5 separate regions of the Homo sapiens genome follow, and all the other regions are linked to region 1. A link is a contact called in ENCODE Hi-C or POLR2A ChIA-PET data. All regions are on one chromosome and are shown on one strand. The core of a region is the stretch at or near the end of the contact, and the rest is flanking DNA. Distances in the headings are between cores, read along the strand shown. Region 1 has its middle 21 kb from the start of ARHGEF3-AS1. Region 2 overlaps PXK (PX domain containing serine/threonine kinase like). Region 3 holds the start of HTD2 (hydroxyacyl-thioester dehydratase type 2). Region 4 holds the start of DNASE1L3 (deoxyribonuclease 1L3). Region 5 overlaps FLNB (filamin B).

Region 1 (2,672 bases), core at 53-2,552:
TTGTCCTTGGGATTCCCTATTTCCTAAAGCCTGACTCCCCACAAAGCAAGCTGGTTAAGTGGTGGCTGGTGGAGGGGTAAGGGCAGGTATTCCTAAGGCGTCTTGTTCCAGCCTCCTACACAGGAAGGGTCCTAAATTTGAACAAGCCTGTAAACAACTTGAGATTAGCTAGCTTTGGGGACAATTCAGCCGATGAAGAAAGACAGTGCCCTGGGAAATGCGGGAGGCTCCATCACCCAGCCATTCCTCTCTTGGAGTATTTTCTGACAAGCCACTTCAAGGAGTCCCAGCAGCCAAGGCCAGCCTCACCCCAGTAAGGATTCACTGGAAATGTGAGACGACCAGGGCATTGTACGTTTTATTTCTTTGGAGAGGAGGAAGGAAACATTCACATGAACAAATCCTAGAATGATTCAACCTAACTTCCGGCTGCTGACTGAATGGGAAAGAAGAACTGAAACCCGTGGGCTGCAGCACTTCGTGCAAGAGGTGAAACTTGAGGGGCTCCAGGGCAGGTAGCAGTGGAGCAGGGAGGGGCAGAGAGAGGGCCAACAGATGCCCTGGCAGGGGAAAGGGATGCAAGCCTGCAAAAAGGAAGCAAAAACAGGGCACGGCCGTCTCCTCTGATGCCCTTGCTCTGACCAGAAGCAAGAACTCCCGGATTGAAATGGGTCCATGAAGAAGGCACTTCAAGAGGAGAATTTCAATAGTAAGAGGCTCTGATCCGCAAGGTCCACGTTCATTTTGAGCTTTATAATGGGATATCAAAAGGAACAGGAGTCTTCTCTATGGCATCTAGGATACTACTAAGTATTCAAACATGTTTATGTATTGGTTTTTACATTTTAATAGTAACATAGCATCACTGTCACACATTCGAACCACACAGAAGTATACACATTCAAACCACAAAGAAGTATATAAAGTAAAAAGTGAGTCTTCCCAAAGGCCCTACTTTTTTTTCTATCCCGATCCCATTTGCTGGATGCACTGGTGTTAAAAAGCCAGACGTAGACAGAGGTTCATAAACCCAAAAGGATTTAGGAGCAGGGGTCAGGTACCTGAAAGAAAAGGCCAGGTGGGCACTGGGGCACCACTGAGAGTTTTTGTCTTAGGTCAGTTCCAGCTTTTCGGGTTCCTAAGGGGTTAATCATCCAGGGTGAGCAGACATTCTAATTTTTTCAATAGAAGCCTGAAATTCAGGGTTTTATGTAAAATCTCTCAATTTGTAAATGCTGGCAACTATTCATCACCATAAGAAGTACTGTATGGGCCACATAACACAGTTGCTGGCTACATTTGGCCCAGGGGCCACCAGTTTGCACCCTCTGGTGGTAATCCTTCCAGACATTTCCTTCTGTCTAAAAACACGAGTTGCTGGGTGTAACATCTTATTTTTTTCAAAAATAGAATGATAACATTGTTCTACCACTTGCTTCTTTTTTCATTTAACATCCAGGGCATCTTTCCCTGTCACGCACATTTTTGACCTCTTACTGCAGAGCATGCTATGGTATGGAAGGAAATTAACTCATTTAGCCACCTGCCCTGTGGACATTTAGCAAATACGAAAGATACACTTGAAATGTCACTTCTCATTGTCCATTCCTCTTACCTCTGCCAATGTTGATAACTCATGATGAAAGTGCACCTGTGTGTGGATATTAACATATCATACAGCCACAATTACTGAAACCACAGCGACTAAGGATTTTTTATGTTTTAATATGAGCACTTACCATGTATTTTCCCACGTGATCCTCACAACAGTCCCAAAGTAGGCCTTATTATTATCTTTCTTTTTGCAGATTTAAAAAAACTGAGACTCAAAAAGGTGGTGTACGCCTACCCATGGCACGTGGCCTAGAGGTGGTGAGGTTGGTCAGGAGTGGGGCCTAGCAAGCTTACTTCAGAGCTCCTGCTACAAGCATACAGCCCTCAGAAGACACAGCGAGAAACCTGCTCTGGGATATTCAAGAATCTGACATATTAGAGCACAAACCACTAGAGAAGGATCGCTAACAATGGGACAATTCACTTGCCTCTTGGAATGAAAAGCCTCATTTTAAAGCCCTTCTTCATACTCATCCAACATAAATTCTACATAGATTGGAGAGAAATGTTAAAAGGGGGAAAAAAACCTACAAAATTCTGGGGGCATAGGTTTTCAGGGTATGGTATTTTTCTTTCAGTATATAGAGTTGAATCATATATTTATACACAGGAAACTACCTATAGGGTGCCTACGATGCAAAGATGAACCCTGTTTTCCCACAGCTGGTTAAATAACCAAACTGGTAACAACCCCTCTTGTTGGGCTCTAAAGAGATTAGCACCAAAACTGGGACCTAACTAAGGTGTCACCAAAAGTGTCATGGTATCACTAGAACCAGAACCATGTTTCCTGTGTTCTTGTTCGATATATCTGAGGGTATTTTCTGTTGAGAAGTTCCAAGCAATTTCCTTACCAAAGATATTATAAGGAACATACTCGTCAGGGTTGTGAGAATTTCATTTACATAAAATAAAATATTTAGATTTTAGCAGAATTACTTCTTCATTAAAAGTTGGCAAGCAACGATGATTCTTTCCATTTGAACTTTATCCTGGTTCCTTAATGTCTTTCTTATTTGTACTTAACAAGCCAGAAATGTCACAAAATCTTACAGTTG
Region 2 (2,672 bases), core at 54-2,553, 1.4 Mb after region 1:
AGGTGCAGTGACTAATGCCTGTAATCTCAGCACTTTGGCAGGTTGAGGAGGGAGGATTGCTTGAGGCCAGGAGATCGAGACCAGCCTAAGCAATATAGCAAGATCTAGTCTCTACAAAACTTAAAAAAAAAAAAAAGTCAGGTGTGGTGGCATACCTGTAGTCTCAGCTACTCAGGAGGTTGAGTAGAAGAATCCCTTGAGCCCAGGCAGTGGAGGCTGCAGTGAGCTATGATTGCACCACTGCACTCCAGCCTAGGTAACAGAGTGAGACCCTGTCTGTACTTTTTTTTAATTAATATGTTTTGCATTCCTCTTGTCATAAAAGTATTTGAAATCTGGTGTGTATTTTACAATTACAGCATATCTCAATTGGGACTAGCCACATATCAGATGCTCAGTAGCCACATATTGCTTGTGGCTACTAGGCAGCAGAGATACAGACATTAAAAATATTTGCCAGGCATGGTAGCTCATGCCTGTAGCCCCAGTTACTAGGGAGGCTGAGGTGGGAGGATCACTTGAGCCCAGGAGTTCAAGGCTGCAGTGAGCTATGGTTGTACCACTGCACTCCAGCCTGGGCGACAGAGCCAGACCCCATCTCCAAAAGAAATTAAAAATAAAATCCCAAATGTGTTGTTATGGAGAGAGATCCATGTTATATTAAGTGAGAGAAAAAGCAAGTCATAACACACTATGTTTAGTATGCTTTCATTCTCATAAATATCTTTTTTTTTTTTTTTTGAGACGGAGTCTCACTCTGTCGCCCAGGCTGGAGTGCAGTGATGTGATCTTGGCTCACTGCAACCTCTGCCTCCCCGGTTCAAGCGATTCTCCTGCCTCAGCCTCCTGAGTAGCTGGGATTACAGGCTCCTGCCACCACGCCTGGCTAATTTTTGTATTTTTAGTAGAGACGGGGTTTCACCATGTTGGCCAGGCTGGTCTTGAACTGCTGACCTCAAATGATCTACCCTCCTCGGCTTCCCAAAGAGCTGGGATTACAGGCATGAGCCACAGCACCTGGCCACATTTTCATAAATATCTGTGTTTATACCTGCAAATAAACAGTCTGTAACTGCACACTATCCAGTATTTTAGCCACTAGGCTAATAAAATTAAGCTAAAAATTCAGTCCCTTCGTCACCCTATCCACATTCCAAGAGCTCAGTAGTCCCTTGTGCATAGTGGCTACCATATTGGATATCAAGCCTTAGGTCACTGCTCTCTTCAAACTGCTGAACTGGTTGAGAAAGACTGAGCTTAACGGATAGAACCTGCTAGCCCTGCAGCCATTGGGGTTTTGTGACTACTGAGTCCCAGAGCCTCTGTGGTTTTTAAGAGTAACACACAGGAAGGAAGCTCACTGAGGTGCAACCGTTATTAGTACCTTGGGGAGTTTAACAGGAGCACAGTGTAGAAGCAAAACAGCTTTGTGGAGGACCCTGTTCCGTTTTTGTACAACTGAAATTAACTACTATTCAAATTGCTGAGGATCACATAAACCTGATGTCCACTTTAGGCATGTTCTTATAAAAATGTTCCTTTCGACTGCTTCTTAACTGCCTAATGTACATTATGGGGCTTGCTTAACATTTTGGAGAAAAAATAGTTTCTTACTTGTACATAACTTCTAGGTGGTGCTCACATTACATTCAGCTCCAGCAGTTTGTGTCCATGTAGTAGGAGGTAGGCTGCAAAGTATAGGGGTATTAAAACCAGGTGGTTGTGGTATTCTGAGAGCTCTATTGCTATAGTAACTCATATTCTCCAGGCCCGGGTTCTTGTCCTTACTCTGCCCTTCACCCTGTCAGCTTCCCCCTGACTTGATAGACTGGTTCTGCCTGTCCAGCTGCACTCTGTTCATCAAAATGAGTCCTTGGAGCATGTGAAAGTATTGTGTCCAAGGGCATAGAAGGTAGGAACCGCTGTGCCCCTGGGTCAGACTGGCCTGGGGTGGAGTCTATTCTCATCACATACTAGTGGTGCGCCCTTGTTTAAGGCATCTACCCTCTCTGAGCTTCAGGGTTTTTGTTGTATAAGAGATGTAGTGACGCCTCCCTTCAGACATTGTTGGGAGATGGAGTAAACTGAGGGCTAGAAGGCAGAGAGTAAGTGCCCCATAAGCAGAGCAGTTATACCTCCCTCTCTGAAGATATGTGTCTGCATGGCATGTGTACTGTGGTCACTTCCACAGTTGGTTATGAAATTGGAGCTAGTGTCTCAGGATGACACAGCAACCTTCTCAGAGTAGGAAGGATAGATTTATATGTACGTTATCCTAAGTGATGGTGACCATTATTAAAACCAGTAGGGACTTCTAGCTTGACTTCAGCCTATAGTTTCAAGCTTCTCTCCCACTAAATGCTTTAGCAGCCCTGTTACAAGTAGAAGAGCTCCTTTACTTTACTTTCATCTTCTGTTTTCCCAGTCTCCCCAGCACAGAAAGTACTGATGAGTAGTAAAATGACCAAAAGCTCCCTTGTCAAAGGAAAAAAGGTGCATTTATCATTGATAACATACCAGGCTCTTACCCAAGCTCAGATGATCTCAATCTTTATTACTCAGGATTCCTTATTTAATTTATTTTATTTTTCCAAGAAAGGGTCTCACTCTATCGCCCAGGCTGGAGTGCAGTGGTGCAATCACGGCTCACGGCAGCCTCCATCTCCCTGGGC
Region 3 (2,672 bases), core at 74-2,573, 1.4 Mb after region 1:
TCACAAGGGACACTGAGAGTGGGTCCTATCTTTGGGGAGTGCTTGACATAGGAGATCTTGAGGAGAGGAGATGCTAGATATAATTTTGTAGGCTGGGCGCGGTGGCTCACGTCTGTAATCCCAACACTTTGGGAGGCGAGGTGGGTGGATTGCCTGAAGTCAGGAGTTTGAGACCTGCTTGGCTAACATAGTGAAACCCTGTCTCTACTAAAAATACAAAAATTAGGCCAGGCGCGGTGGCTCACGCCTGTAATCCCAACACTTTGGGAGGCCGAGGTGGACAGATCACGAGGTCAAGAGATTGAGACCATGCTGGCCAACATGGTGAAACCTCGTCTCGACTAAAAATACAAAAATTAGCTGGGCATGGTGGTGCATGCCTGTAGTCCCAGCTACTTGGGAGGCTGAGGCAGAAGAATCACTTGAAGGGAGGCGGAGGGTGCAGTGAGCCAAGATGGCGCCACTGCACTCCAGCCTGGGCGACAGAGCGAGACTCCATCTCAATAAATAAATTATAATATAATGAAAAAAATGTGTAGAATGACTCGGGCGCAGTTGCTCACGTCTGTAATCCCAGCACTTTGGGAGGCCAAGGTGGGCAGATCACTTGAGGCGAGGAGTTCGAGACCAGCCTGGCCAACATGGTGAAACCCCGTCTCTACTAAAAATACAAAAATTAGCCAGGCATGGTGGAGCATACCTGTAGTCCTAGCTACTCAGGAGGCTGAGGTGGGAGAATCGCTTGAGCCCTGGAGGCGGAGGTAGCAGTAAGCCAGATCGCGCCAGTGCACTCCAGCCTGGGCGACAGAGTGAAACTGTCTCAAAAAAACAACGAAAAAATTGTTGAATGAATGAATGAATGCATGAAGAAATGGATAACTATGAAGCACCGTCCAAGGCGGAAAAAACCCGCCCTAAACCGCACCCCAAGCAAATTGCACACACGGCTTTCCCGGAGTGGACACCAGAGGGCGCTGAGCTCGGCCGCTCTCAGCTCCGGATCAGGATTCGCGCCTGGGTCCTTAGGACGACGCCGCGTGGTGACGTCATATCCGCCTGGGCGTCACGCTTCGTGGGGCGGGACGAGGAGAAGCCAAACGTAAAGACACCAGGAGTTTCTCGGGCCCAGCTGTGGCTGCTGCCGGGGAGCCCCAAGCCTTGGCGGGTCCTTGCGGCGAATAGGAGTCTGGTCAGGCGTCAGGCTAGTCCGACGAAGAGTGGGTAGGTGGAAGCCTTCCAAAGAGCGGCGGTTGTCTGGGAGCCGTCTCAGTTGGCCGCGACCCGGGCGCATGCGCGGGGCGGGCGGTGCGCCTTGGGTAGCTTGTCCTCTCCGACCCCGGGCGCTGAGGGCCTCTGTACGGCGCCGCGTAGGGTCTCGGCCGCAGAACGTGGCCGAGAGGCCCGGGCGAGACTTCGGGACCGTGTCCTGAGCGCTCTCCATGCGCCCGGCGCGAGGTGAGCGCTAAATAGTGGTTGTTGAAAAATATTGAAAGCCACCCAAGTGCTCAGCAGTAAGGATATTGAGCTTTTTAAAGTGATTGATTTAGTCCAAAAATTGTACGTCGCACGCCCACTGTGCACGACCCAGTGTTTTAGGGCCTTGGGAAACAGCAGTGAACAAGATAGCAAGATTCTTGGAGTGGACTTTTGTTGGGGTGGGGAGGGGAAGTACAGATAAAGATAAACGAGTTACATAATTGTCATAGAAAAAGGCAAATGCTACGAAGAAGAAAGCAGGGACGGGGCATGGGGGTGGGGTGCGGTGTTAGCCGAGAAGGGCACTGGGCCAACCCGATTGAGATTTGAGCTAAGCCAGGAAGGGGGCAAGGGTGTGAGTCCGGTGGCTGCCTGGAGGAAGATCTTTCCCAGCATGGGGAAAAGCTAGAGCCGAGGCCCAGCGGTGGGAGCGAGACTGGCGCGTGAGAAAGAGCTAGGCTAGGCCTGTGTGGTGGCGGGGATTGAGCGGAGGGAGAATGGCAGGACATGAAGTCAGAGGTGTAGAGGGAGCAGTCCTGCAGGTGAGGCAGAGCCTTGCAGGCTGCTCTAAGGACTTTGGCCTTACTCTGGATAAAACGGGAACCATAGCAAGATTTTGAGCAGAGGAATGATGTAGCTTGAGTAGATGTTAATAGACTCACTGGCCGCCGTAGGGATGGAGAAGCGGGGGAGTAGGGAGAATCAGATTTATTACTAATAGGTCAGATTAGGAGCATCCCTGCGCAGCCACTAAAAAAGGCTGACTCTAGGCCGGGCGCGGTGGCTCATGCCTGTAATCCCAGCACTTTGAGGGGGCCGAGGTCGGCGGATCACTTGACGCCAGGAGTTCGAGACCAGCCTGGGCCAACATGGCGAAACCCCATTTGTACTAAAAATACAAAAGTTAGCTGGGCGTGATGACGTACGCCTGTAATCCCAGCTACTCAGGAGACTGAGGAGCGAGAATTGCTTCGACCCAAAGCACTCCAGCCTGGGCGACAGAGTGAGACTCCATCTCAAAACAAACAACAAGACTGACTTTAAAGATGACGATGACAGTAACTTCGTGAGCCCACATCTGTGGAGAGCCTGGTGAATATATTTAATACCAGTCTGTACAAAATAATTTCCCAGGTATCCTCTCCTTTAATGTCAGAACAGCCTGCAGAGGGCAGTGCTGTCATTTGTAAGTCTTT
Region 4 (2,672 bases), core at 84-2,583, 1.3 Mb after region 1:
GGCTCATGAATACCCACCTTGCTGCAGGCTCTGCTGGGTGCCTCAGGCACCCTGAGTTCTCTTCACCAGCCAGTGCTACAGGTGGTATTTGGATGTGGTCGCCATTTTACTAGGGGAGCTGGTGGTTCAGGGAGGGGCAGGGCCTCCCAAGCTCACAAGTCTGGTAGGTGGAATCTGGACCCAGGGCTCCTGGCCCCCCTACCACACCATGGTGTCTCAGGTTTCCTAAGGTAATAAGTACCTTTCCAGAGTCCTGGGAAAGGGTTAAGTTGCCAGCATCAAAAATTAATTAACCTGTAGGATAAAGGGAGTCAATTGACTCCAGAGAAAGCAAGCAGTGTCCCCGGACATTGGGTATATCACCCAAGGAAAGCGTAAGCGAAAGTGGAAGGAGTGGGGAAGTAGAGGAGAGGGAGAGAGGAAGGAAGGAGGAGAAGAAGAAAGAAAGACAAAGAGAGGGAGGGATGATGAGGATGGGAGAGAGAAGGAAGGAAGGAAAAAAGTAAGGAAGGGAAAGGAAGAAAGAAACAAAGAAAAAGAGAAAGGAAGAAGAAAGAAAAGACAGAAAGAAGAAAGAAAAAGGAAGAAAGAAAAAGGAAGAAAGAAAAAGAAAGAAAGAAAGAGAGAAAGAAAGAAAAGAAAGAAAGAAGAAAAGGAAAGAGAGAGAAAGGAGCTGGGCTTTGCTGGTGAAAAGGAGTAGCTGTATAAGGTTACTTCATCTTTCTTTGTTCATCACCTCTACATGGGGAGTAATAGTCCCTCTTCATAAAGATTATGAAGTGAAACCATGTGCTTATAGTGCCTGATACAGGCATTCAATAAATAGCAATAAAAATCATAATGGCTAACCCTTATCTGGAACGTATAATGAGCCAGATACTACATTAAGAGCTTTCCATTTGCCAACTCCTGTAGTCCCCCCAGCAACCCTGGAGGGAACCATTGTTATCACCCCTGTTTTAAGATGACGGCAGGAGGTACAGAGAGTTGAAGTGGTTATTGTTCCAAGCCAGCTTCTACATTCCCCCTAAGGGCCAACTTTAAGTTCCTTGAGTCTCTTAAAGTCTGCAGACAGGAGAGAGGGTGTGAGGGGTGTCTGGGATCCTCCTCCCAGGAAAGGGGCTCACCTTCACAATGACATCCATGGCATTCTTGTCTTCCTGCTTGCTTTCCCCAAAGGACCTGACGTTGAAGGAGCAGATCCTCATGGCCAGGGCGCTGTGGATGGAGAGGAGGAGAAGCAGCAGTGGGGCCAGCTCCCGTGACATCCTGGCGCTGCTCTGGCTTCAAGACTCTGTGAGAAGACAGCAGTGCTTGGAGTGCTGGATTCTGGCCACTTCCGCAGGCTCCACTGACTTATAAAGCCTGCAGATAACAGGAATTACTGGATTTCTCCTTGCAACTTTCAGTTCTCTGAGGAACTGAAGATCATGGGTTTTAATCCCCAAGGAAATACAGATACATTGGGCTAGCCTTTAAGGAGCCCTTATGTTCGTCACCCTGGTGCAGAAATTGGCATGCCTCATTTAGGCGCCATCCTCCACAAAGTCACTCATATCCCAACCGGGAGCCAGCTCTGACATCTAGTCATCGGTCTTGCGGTTGCATGCCATGTGCCTTTTCCTGACAGTGGATGAACTCGGAAGTGGTCCACCCTAGAGGGCACCTGGGGTGACGGAACCTTCTGCTGGGGGACAATGAGGCAGGAGGCATGGGAAATTCTGCTCGGTTTTCTCTAAATCACTGGGATTTGGCGGCCTGCTGTCCTCAGACACACCCAGACTGTGACTCTAATTGCCCTGGTGGTGTAAAGTAAGGTCAAGAGTAGTTTGAATTACTTAATTTTTTTAGGCAGCTTTACCGTACAAATACTAGGAGTGTGTTGCCAGAGAAAGCAATTGGGGATCTGATGGAATGGATGAGGAAAATGTCCCTGGACTCTGCGAGCAAATAGCCCGTGAAACCCATGGAGAGACCCGTGATTGAAGCTGATATTAATTTAATATTGGCGAGAGTTGTGTGACCCTGGGAGAGAAAGGTCTTGTAAGAACTGTAGGATATCAACTCAAGCAAAATGACTTTTAGAGATATGGGCAGGAAACTATGAAGATCTGTAAAGCAAAAAAAAATTAAAAAAAAAAGCAAAATCCAATCAAGGTATATTAATGGACTTTGGCAAAGACAATTCTGTGAAAAGGGTAGGGAATAAGAATAACTCCAAGCCAGCATCGGGATCTGTGGACCAACCCCTCTTGTGGTGATGGGTCTGTGGCCACAGCCACAGGGAAAATTATACATATATCCCCAACATACATCCAGGCAGCATACTGGCCAAGCATGCCAGGAATTCTATAAGATAACCCCAAATAGTACATGGAAGGAAATGGTTTCCTGAGTTCGTGCTGCAATGAATCTCCCTGTTGTCTGCAACCTAAGACCTCAGGCCTGGTTGAATCTCTGGTAAAGGTGGCTCTGGGCCGGGCGCAGTGGCTCACTCCTGTAGCCCCAGCACTTTGGGAGGCTGAGGTGGGTGGATCACTTGAGGTCAGGAGTTCAAGGCCAGCCTGGCCAACATGGTGAAACCCTGTCTCTACTAAAAATACAAAAATTAGCCAGGCGTGGTGGTGGGCGCCTATAATCCCAGCTACTTGGGAGGCTGAGGCAGGAGAATG
Region 5 (2,672 bases), core at 118-2,617, 1.1 Mb after region 1:
TGTTGTATCTTTGTTTACTCTCAAAAGCAACAATTGGGCTGGGCATGGTGGCTCATGCCTGTAATCGCAGCACTTTGGGAGGCTAAGGTGGGAGGGTTGCTTGAAGTTAGTTCCTTTTTTTTTTTTTTTTTAAAAAAAAGACAAGATCTCGCTCTGTCACCCCGGCTGGAATGCAGTGGCATGATCATAGCTCACTGCAGCCTTGACCACGTGGGCTCAAGGAATGAACCATTGTGCCAGGAGTTCAACACCAGCCTGGATAACATAGCGAGACCCTGTCTCTACAGGAAAAAAAAAAAAAAAGAAGAATTGCATAAGTATCATCAGAACTGTTGAATGGAAAATCAGACTTTGTGGGTTTGGTTTGTTAATTACTTCTCGTTGGATTAGAATTTGATAGGTAAAAAAAAAAAAAAAGGTGTAGAAAAGTGATTCCAGTCTTGAGCAAATTTTTAATGGAAAACGGTGTCTTGGTTCTCTGTTCACTACAACTTGTATCTAAGGGAAAGCCTAGTGATGCAGACATTTCATTTCGTGATGGGAAAACTGATGCCCAGAGGTTCACAGCTGACCAGGGGCTAGTCTGACTGGGGGGATCTAGGTCACCACCCCCCTTGCCTTGTTTTCCCAGCTAGTGCATTTCCTACTAGACTTGACTCTACTGTAATTCAAGTTGCTGAGTAGCAAACAAGAACTACAATGACTAGAAGGAACAGAACTAGCTTTTTTGTGCTCTGAAAGTGGAAACTTATTGAGGGTTCTTTTCCTCCCAGAGAATGCAGAAGTGCCCTGATTTGCTTTTGGAAGGACACCATTCACTTTATTGCCTCTTTTCATTGTTGCCCAGAATATCACCATGATTTATTCATGGGTGGTGGGGAGGGTAGCACTAGTGTATGCTCCCAGCAAAGAGGAACATCTCACGTTGTGAAGAGATGCGCAAAACTAAGCCAGGGCAGGGTGTGGTGGCTCATGCCTGTAATCCCAGCACTTTGGGAAGCTGAGGTGGGCAGATCACCTGAGGTCAAGAGTTGAAGACCACCCTGGCCAACATGGTGAAACTCTGTCTGTACTAAAAATACAAAAATTAGCTGGGTCTGATTGCAGGTGCCTCTAATTGCAGCTACTTGGGAGGCTGAGGCAGGAGAATTTCTTGAACCTGGGAGGCAGAGGTTGCAGTGAGCTGAGACTGTGCCGTTGTACTCTAGCCTGGGCAACAAGAGCCATCTCAAAAAAAGAAGCAAGCCAGATCTTTGGGGTGCTGTGACGGCAAATCCCCCAGCGCTGGCCTCTCAGGTTCTCTTGCGGGATTAGTGTTTGTTGAATAATAAGCAATACACCCTGACCCAGCGAGCCAAAGCAAACAGGACAGTAACTGAAACTGCAGGGGAGTGTGAGTAAACAGTTACCTTCTACCCTCATGGAGCTGGCCTCTGGCCAGCAACATGATAGCTGTTTGCATCTTACTCTTATGGAGCCATTGGCCCTCTCATTAAGGTGGGGGCAGCTTCTGGTCCATGCCTGCAAGTCCTCATGGGAGTGGGTACCTGACAGGGTGTAAAGGGTAGGTCTGAGGACATGGTTTCTTTTTTTTATTGTTGTTGAGATGGAATCCTGCTCTTGTCACACAGTCTGGAGTGCAGTGGCCTGATCTCGGCTCACTGCAACCTCCGTCTCACTGGTTCAAGCGATTCTCCTGCCTAAGCCTCCTGAGTAGCTGGGACTATAGGCGCATCCTGCCATGCCTGGCTAAGTTTTGTATTTTTAGTAGAGACGGGGTTTCACCACGTTGGCCAGGCTGGTCTCGAACTCCTGACCTCAGGTGATCCACCCACCTCAGCCTCCCAAAGTGCTGGGATTACAGGCGTGAGCCACCGTCCCCAGCCAACATGGTTTCTTTAAAATATACTCCCCGCTCCATCCCATTCATGTGTGGGAGTTGAGCTGCATCTGGGTTTTTCTTTTCTCTTTTTCTGTAAATCTTTATTGTATTTTTTTTGGATCATAGAATGGATACATGTTTCTTAAAGTTTGATCATTATAGAAACTTAATTAGACTATTATTTGAGTGCTAACCATAGTGAGTGAGTGCTTACTGTGTGCTAGGTGGCTTTTTATGCCTCATGTCACTTACATGAGGTCTGAGGAACGGTGTTAATCCCGTTTTGCAGCTGAGGAAACTGAGGCTACATTTACGGTCACCTAGCTGGCAAGCAAGTGGCTGAGCCTGGAGCAGCAGCAGATCTGGGGAACTCCACAAACCAGATTTCTGTGTGGTATCCCTGTGGACACAAGGATTTAACTTGATTCTTTTTGCTTTCAGTATCACTTTATGATATTACAATGAGCTTGCAGTATTTATTTTCAGAAGAAAAGCCAGATTATTCCCATTTATGAGAGAAGCAGCCAGGTGGGCAGGGATTTCCAGCGCTGAACCAGCCAGTGTGTGCATTGTCTCTTCCCGCTGAGCGGCCCTGGTGTGCTGGGTTAGTCTGTGAGCCACAGGAAATGTTGTCAGGGCCTCTGGGCTTTTGGATGTCAGCAGGCCTTCAGTGGTGAGGAGGTTGTGGCTGGACTCAGAGGACTCCTTGCTTTTGCTGAACGACCCTCCCCACCAACCACCACCACCACCACCAGTGGGACTAGCCCATGAGCTGTAAGCCAACCTTTTC

The links. Hi-C counts contacts between places; a loop is a spot of excess contacts on that map. ChIA-PET counts read pairs that join two places held with the same protein, here RNA polymerase II (POLR2A). Pooled maps may share reads with other maps.
Region 2: a pooled map shows a loop between it and region 1 (7-fold over the local background). The contact joins two enhancer-like sites. A Hi-C loop is called at or near these places in 6 of 37 single-sample maps with no recorded cell type and 5 of 50 pooled maps.
Region 3: a loop to region 1 is called in a pooled map, with 4 times the contacts of the local background. The contact joins the promoter of HTD2 here to the enhancer-like site in region 1. A Hi-C loop is called at or near these places in 1 of 50 pooled maps. POLR2A ChIA-PET finds 5 or more read pairs at or near these places in 2 of 52 experiments (T-cell and activated CD4-positive, alpha-beta memory T cell).
Region 4: a loop to region 1 is called in a map with no recorded cell type, with 9 times the contacts of the local background. The contact joins the promoter of DNASE1L3 here to the enhancer-like site in region 1. A Hi-C loop is called at or near these places in 9 of 37 single-sample maps with no recorded cell type and 4 of 50 pooled maps.
Region 5: a loop to region 1 is called in a map with no recorded cell type, with 15 times the contacts of the local background. The contact joins two enhancer-like sites. A Hi-C loop is called at or near these places in 6 of 37 single-sample maps with no recorded cell type and 5 of 50 pooled maps. POLR2A ChIA-PET finds 5 or more read pairs at or near these places in 3 of 52 experiments (GM10248, T-cell and activated B cell).

Annotation. Positions count from the first base shown.
Region 1 is chr3:56,917,994-56,920,665 of GRCh38, forward strand. It overlaps a transcript of ARHGEF3 not described here. Among named protein-coding and RNA genes, the nearest start is that of ARHGEF3-AS1, 21 kb to the right of the region's middle. Within about 2 kb of position 1,303, at least 3 of the 41 ENCODE cell types and tissues checked have a DNase peak (open chromatin) inside an H3K27ac peak, as active enhancers do.
Region 2 is chr3:58,348,633-58,351,304 of GRCh38, forward strand. The region is part of intron 1 of PXK (PX domain containing serine/threonine kinase like); the gene reads left to right. Among named protein-coding and RNA genes, the nearest start is that of PXK, 17 kb to the left of the region's middle. RefSeq lists an enhancer at 874-1,153. Within about 2 kb of position 1,304, at least 9 of the 41 ENCODE cell types and tissues checked have a DNase peak (open chromatin) inside an H3K27ac peak, as active enhancers do.
Region 3 is chr3:58,305,197-58,307,868 of GRCh38, forward strand. It overlaps HTD2 (hydroxyacyl-thioester dehydratase type 2), which reads left to right and starts at 1,324. Exons shown (of 5, transcript NM_001348712.2): 1 at 1,324-1,455. RPP14 (ribonuclease P/MRP subunit p14) reads left to right here and starts at 1,049. Exons shown (of 6, transcript NM_007042.6): 1 at 1,049-1,221. RefSeq lists enhancers at 835-914, 1,105-1,364, 1,485-1,614.
Region 4 is chr3:58,209,639-58,212,310 of GRCh38, forward strand. DNASE1L3 (deoxyribonuclease 1L3) reads right to left here and starts at 1,334. Exons shown (of 8, transcript NM_004944.4): 1 at 1,128-1,334. The coding sequence starts at 1,268.
Region 5 is chr3:58,038,909-58,041,580 of GRCh38, forward strand. All of the region lies in intron 1 of FLNB (filamin B), which reads left to right. Among named protein-coding and RNA genes, the nearest start is that of FLNB, 32 kb to the left of the region's middle. RefSeq lists enhancers at 566-1,145, 2,508-2,672. Within about 2 kb of position 1,368, at least 9 of the 41 ENCODE cell types and tissues checked have a DNase peak (open chromatin) inside an H3K27ac peak, as active enhancers do.